Regions from separate parts of the Homo sapiens genome. Here region 1 is linked to region 2. The links are chromatin loops, found by intact Hi-C in ENCODE. Cell type or tissue: mammary epithelial cell. All regions are shown on one strand. Links, peaks and the distances in the headings refer to the core of each region. The heading gives the core; the rest is flanking DNA.

Evidence for each region. Peaks named below come from ENCODE experiments on the same cell type or tissue, not always from the same donor. Only the 100,000 strongest peaks of a DNase experiment are listed, where the experiment ranks them.
Region 1: it touches region 2 in a loop (2.1-fold over the local background); 26 of 110 quality-filtered maps call a loop at or near these places.

Annotation. Positions count from the first base shown.
Region 1 is chr19:1,852,235-1,855,129 of GRCh38, reverse strand. KLF16 (KLF transcription factor 16) reads left to right here. Exons shown (of 2, transcript NM_031918.4): 2 at 370-2,731. The coding sequence ends at 671. Among named protein-coding and RNA genes, the nearest start is that of REXO1, 5.2 kb to the right of the region's middle. RefSeq lists enhancers at 1-74, 75-632, 633-1,189. In mammary epithelial cell, for the core only: a CTCF peak has its summit at 1,626 (motif pointing right); a DNase peak (open chromatin) is centred at 1,619; H3K4me3 peaks cover 743 bases; H3K27ac peaks cover 510 bases.
Region 2 is chr19:1,944,513-1,947,407 of GRCh38, reverse strand. The region is part of intron 1 of CSNK1G2 (casein kinase 1 gamma 2); the gene reads right to left. Among named protein-coding and RNA genes, the nearest start is that of CSNK1G2, 4.8 kb to the right of the region's middle. RefSeq lists an enhancer at 1-409. In mammary epithelial cell, for the core only: a CTCF peak has its summit at 1,286 (motif pointing left); no DNase peak of the experiment used is centred there.

The sequences.
Region 1 (2,895 bases), core at 265-2,764, 92 kb after region 2:
ACTGGGAGGCCTTTGCTAATCCCTGCCAGGGTCCCGCCTGGGGCCAGAGGCTGCGAGGGCCTGGGGAGCTTCAGCCTTGGGGGTCTGCGGCGGTTACTTACGGTTAACAGATTCTGGGCTCGCCGGAGAGTCCTTTCTAAGAGCTGGTAGGAAATAAGAGGATTATTTATTAGGGTCTCGTGTTGGGCCACCGGGGGGCGGGTAAGGGTTGTATTCTTTGTGCTTCTCCATGTTTTGAACTCACACCAGAGCTCAGCCTCTAAAACGGCACGGGACAAATGCCCGCCACCCTTTGGGATCTGCTGGAACGTGTCTGTCATCTCCCCCCGCCCCCGCTGACCCGCTGTCTGTCTCTGTCTCTCCGTCCAGGGGAACGCCCTTTTGCTTGTGACTGGCAGGGCTGCGACAAGAAGTTCGCCCGCTCCGACGAGCTGGCCCGCCACCACCGGACGCACACGGGCGAGAAGCGCTTCTCCTGCCCTCTGTGCTCCAAGCGCTTCACCCGCAGTGACCACCTGGCCAAGCACGCCCGCCGCCACCCCGGCTTCCACCCGGACCTGCTCCGGCGCCCTGGTGCCCGCAGTACCTCCCCCAGCGACTCGCTGCCCTGCAGCCTGGCCGGGAGCCCTGCGCCCAGCCCCGCGCCCAGCCCAGCCCCCGCAGGCCTGTAGGGCCCTCGTGCAGCCCACCCTGACCGCCAGGATGCTTCTGCCATCCAGGGGTGTAGTGAGGACCCACGGGGAGCCTGGGCCCCTTCCAGCCGTGGGCAAACCCTGAAGACACCCCTGCCCCCCTCCAGAGAGTGAGGAGGGGGCCTGAGACTGGACCTGGGTCTGCCTGACCTCAGAGGTGGCTCTCAGGATGGGTGACGGGGGCTTGTGTCTGTAAATAGCCATGATACTAACTTTCTTCCCATCTGTGCAACGGGGCCCCCCCAGGGCAGCTAGGAGGTCCTCCCCTCTCCTCTCCACCACCCCCTGCTGCCCCCCTCCCGGGGTGGGGTTTGGGGGGGTGGAGTGGACTTCTGGGAGCCGGCCCGGGGAAAGCACCCCCTGCCCCATCCCTGCAGATTGGGATGAAGTGTTCAGACAGCCATAGAGGAGTCGGGGGTTGACACGGCCCCTGCCTCTCCCCACCCCACCCCCACCCCACCGAAAGCCATGGGAGTAGTTCAGGGAAATGGGGGTGCAGCCCAGCCACCCCCCATTCGGGTACTCAATCTCAGGTGTCCACAAGTTCTGCCCACGGTAGGGGCTGCCTGGCCCCCCAGACCTCGGGGGTAGAGCCAGGAGTGGGGCAGCGTTAGGATGCCCGGAGGGGCTCCAGGTGTTGCTTCTGAGACCTGGGATGGGGAGGGAGGGGACCTCTGGGTTCTTCCAAAGAACATTTGACTCAGTGGGGTCGGGAGGGAATCCTGGCTTATTTATTTTCCTCTGTCCTCGGGTGTGGGGGCCCTAGCTCGCCCTCTCTGGGTGGGTGGGTGAGAGAGGCTGCAGGGGAGGCTGGCACCGGGCTTGGGCCTCCAGTCCCTGCCTTGCTGACTTTGGCCGTTGCGGTATCACGTGACAATCAACTCTCCCTTAACGACGACTGCGGCTGTTGGGCTGCGCTGCCCTCCCTGGCCTGCAGGTGGGGCCGTGGAGCCCATGCCCGCCGGGGTTGCAGGCTCTTCCGGGCCTGGGCTGCAGCCTGGCCCGGCCCTGCTTCCCTGGCCTCCCCTCCTTCTCCTGGGTGCTTGGAAGAGGTGGGTCCTGGCCCGTGGTTGAGGTCTTGCCTCGTGGACTGGAAGCAGAGGGCTGGCTGTGCAGCCTCCTGGGGTAGCTCGTTTTTTTTGCACCGGGTAGAATATTTTTTCAGGCACGGATTCCTTTTTTTCTGGGCCCCCATGGGTGGTCCGGCATCCTCAGGGGGTGTGAGTGTGTGTGGGGGGTCTCTGAGCTGAACTTGGGTGGGGTGGGGACTTGTTCCTCGGGGGCCACCTTTGTGTCCTTGTCAGCGGTCGTCCTGCTGTGGCCTGGGTTGCATTTCCTCTTGGGGGGGGTATTGAGGACCCCCAGCCTGGAATGAGAAGGGTCCCCGGTTCCATGTCAGACCCAGAAAGGTGGATCCCCCCACTGTTGGCTGCAGGAGGTTTTTGGTACCCCCTTTTGTTCCAGAACCGTCCTGCCTCTCGCTTGGGGACAGGGGGGCTTTGGATGGCACTGGTGTGCACCTGGACCCAGCCCCGGCCTGGCAGGATCCAGGGATGGGTGCCTGGGATCCTGGGGGGAGGGAGGCAGGGGACGCCCTTCTGGAGCTGGGCTCGGAGGGTCCTGCCCCATCCAGCCCTCGGCTCTCTGTGTTCTCTGTCCCTAGCCTCAAACCCTCTTCTGGCAGCGCTAGTGAGATGCCTTAGTCTGTGGGGGTGGGTGGGGGACTGGGGCCCCGTTTTCCTTTGTGAGTCTTGGTTGGCCCCAGCCCTGGCAGGGGCCTGTCTGGAGCAGGGGTAGGTAGGGCTGTGGGTTCCAGAACTCTATAACTGGGCCCCTCTCCAGTGTCCAGGGGCTTGGAGAGACCTGCGCCCACCCCTCCACTCTCCCAGGAGTCGCTGATCACTGGGACCTGGTTCCAGCCGTTTGCAGGGGAGGCGGCTCCGAGAGGCGTGTGCTTTCCGTGGGTGGCGCCCCTCCCCCGCCCTGCCTGGCCTCATCCTTGTATTTAATTAATTAAACAAGCCCCTTTTTAAACCCTACTCCAGCGTGTGTGTGGTCTCTCCCGTGGCAGTCCCCACCTGTGGGCACGCTCTGAATCCCTCTGTCCCACCCACCAGTGTGGTCCCAAGTTCATCCACCTCGTGGGGAAACCGAGGCAGCGGGCTAGTGAAGGGGGTCTTGGCCAGGCCCCTCTGGCTGAGAC
Region 2 (2,895 bases), core at 139-2,638:
TTCCTGGGGACAGAGGTCAGATGGGAAGGGGCAGAGGTCACCGCAGATTACATGAGCATCACCTGGGAAACAAGGTCCCTAAGGAGGGCGGGTCCCACCTGCAACAGGGCCTGAAGCACCACGGCCAAGGCGAGAGGACTGGCCATCAGGCCTCACAGGCAGGGACTCTGTCCACGAATCCAGACCAGGACTTGGGGTGCCTCACTCTGGAGGGTGGAAGTTTCCAGATAATTGAGGGATTACCTTTAAGCACAACTTTTTTCAAGCCTCCAAAGGCAATTACGCATCAACGAAACACCGCTGGTGACAATAAAAAAACCTCTAAGATTTTCTCTGCCTTTTAAATAGCGATAGGGCCGGGCACGGTGGCTCACGCCTGTAATCCCAGCTATGAGGGAGGCTGAAGCAGGTGGATCACCTGAGGTCAGGAGTTCAAGACCAGCTTGGCCAACATGGACAACAGAGCGAGACTCTGTCTCTAAATAAATAAATGAATAGGCCGGGCACAGTGGCTCATGCCTGTAATCCCAGCACTTTGAGAGGCCGAGGCGGGCAGATCACAAGGTCAGGAGATGGAGACCATCCTGGCTAACACAGTGAAACCCCGTCTGTACTAAAAATACAAAAATTAGCCAGGCGTGATGGCATGTACCTGTAGTCCCAGCTGCTGGAGAGGCTGAGGCAGGAGAATGGCGTGAACCCGGGAGGCGGAGCTTGCAGTGAGCCAAGATTGCGCCACTGCACTCTAGCCTGGGCAACAGAGCGAGACTCCATCTCAAAGAAAATAATAATAATAATAATAAATAAATAAATAAATAGCCGGGCGCGGTGGCTCACGCCTGTAATCCCAGCACTTTGGGAGGCCGAGGCGGGCAGATCACGAGGTCAGGAGATCGAGACCATCCTGGCTAACACGGTGAAACCCCGTCTCTACTAAAAGTACAAAAAACTAGCCAGGCGTGGTGGCGGTCGCCTGTAGTCCCAGCTACTCGGGAAGCTGAGGCAGGAGAATGGCGTGAACCCAAGAGGCGGAGCTTGCAGTGAGCTGAGATCGGGCCACTGCACTCCAGCCTGGGCAACAGTGCAAGACTCCATCTTAAAAAAAATAAATAAATAAAAAATAAATAAATAAATAAATAAACGAATAAATAGTGATGGGCCAGCCCTGGCCCGTGACCCCCGAGCCTCTTGCAGTCTTTCTTCCCGCTGCCCTCACCTGCGCCCCCTCCTCTGCGCGGCCTGAGACACAGACGTGAGGCAGCTAGCTCCCCCTGCAGGTATGGAATGGGAGTGACCTCCCCGGGATAGGCCACGGGATGCACTTCCCACCTCTCCCGGGAACATACGCGTGGCCTCCGCTCCTAGATGGAATCTGCCGTAACAAGAGTCATACCCCACGGGTCAGGCCGGCCAGACCAGAGTCTCTTGCCCCACTCCACTGGGCTGCCTGCCCCACTTGGCACCCACAGCTTCGGTCCTCACCCCATGGCCTCTCCAGGGAGGGACCCACTGCTCTACCCCAGCGTGCCCCAGAAGTTCAGCAGATGCGCATCAAGGGAGAACCAGCTTTTTTTTTTTTTTTTTTTGAGACGGAGTCTCGCTCTGTTGCCCAGGCTGGAGTGCAGTGGCGCGATCCTGGCTCACTAAAACCTCCACCTCCCGGGTTCAAGTGATTCTCCTGCCTCAGCCTCTCGAGTAGCTGGGATTATGGGCGCACGCCACCACGCCCGGCTAATTTTTGTATTTTTAGTGGAGATGGGGTTTTGCCATGTTGGCCAGACTAGTCTTGAACTCCTGACCTCAGGTGATCCGCCCACCTCGGCCTCCCAAAGTGCTGGGATGACAGGTGGGAGCCCCCGCGCCCGGCCAGAGCTGGCTGTTTTCAACATGATGTCACGCGAAACTGTCTCGGGCCTCACGGTGCAGGGAGGCCGCTGGGCCACCCAGGAGCACGCCTGAGGGTGACAGGAGGGATCCCTGGGCAGGGCTGGCAGGGGGCTGCCCCGATTCCCTGTGCAGGGGACACGTTGGGGGCTCTGAGCAAGGGGGAGATGATCCCCACACCTCAGACGCGTGCCCCGAACAGTCAGCCGCACCGGGGGCCAGGGCCGCCTGAGTGCTGCCGGGGGAGCCTGGGGCCAGCCCGGGGGTCTGAGAAGCGGCTCCCCTGTGGGCCCAGGACACAGCTCACGCTGCACCTGCAGAGGGGCCCTGGCAACCTTGCGGGCGCACAGGCTGGTGCAGGGCCCCAAGCAGCGGTGGTGGCCAGAGACTCTGGGCAGGGCGAGAAGGGGCCGCGGAGCCTGGAGGACTCAGAACCCAGCAGGGCTTCAGGACAGTGCCTGGGGGACAGCATGGGCAATGCTCCTGGGCACAGCTAGCTCACGCTGGCCACCCGGGGCATGTCCTGCTTTGTCCCATGCCCTTGCTGGTGACAAGTTGATGTGGGTGGTGAGCGGGGCAGAAAAAGGGCAGCAAGGGTGGGATGCTAGAGGTTCCTGCCCCACTACAGGAGGACCCGGCAAAGGGAGGAGGCTCACTGGGCCCCGCCCGCCAGACGGGTGCTTGCCAGGAGCCAGGCAGGCCCCACCCCTCACTCAATCCCTGCCCGCTGCAGGGCTGCCCGCAGTGCATTGAATACACCGTTCTGGTGGTCCCAGACCCTCACTTTGAGCCCTCGCTGAGGTAGCACAAAGGGGTACCCCCCCCCACCCAGCCAGGCCAGTCAAGCTCCCGGACAGACCCACCCAGCAGACGGCTGCACCCACGTGCCAGTCACAGGGCGGCACAGCCCTCTGGACAGAGCCAGCAGAGAGGATGGGGAAGGCGGTGAGGCCCGTCCCCTGGCCGCAGGGCCACCACCCCTCGCTGTCACTGCTCCCACTGGCACGGCGG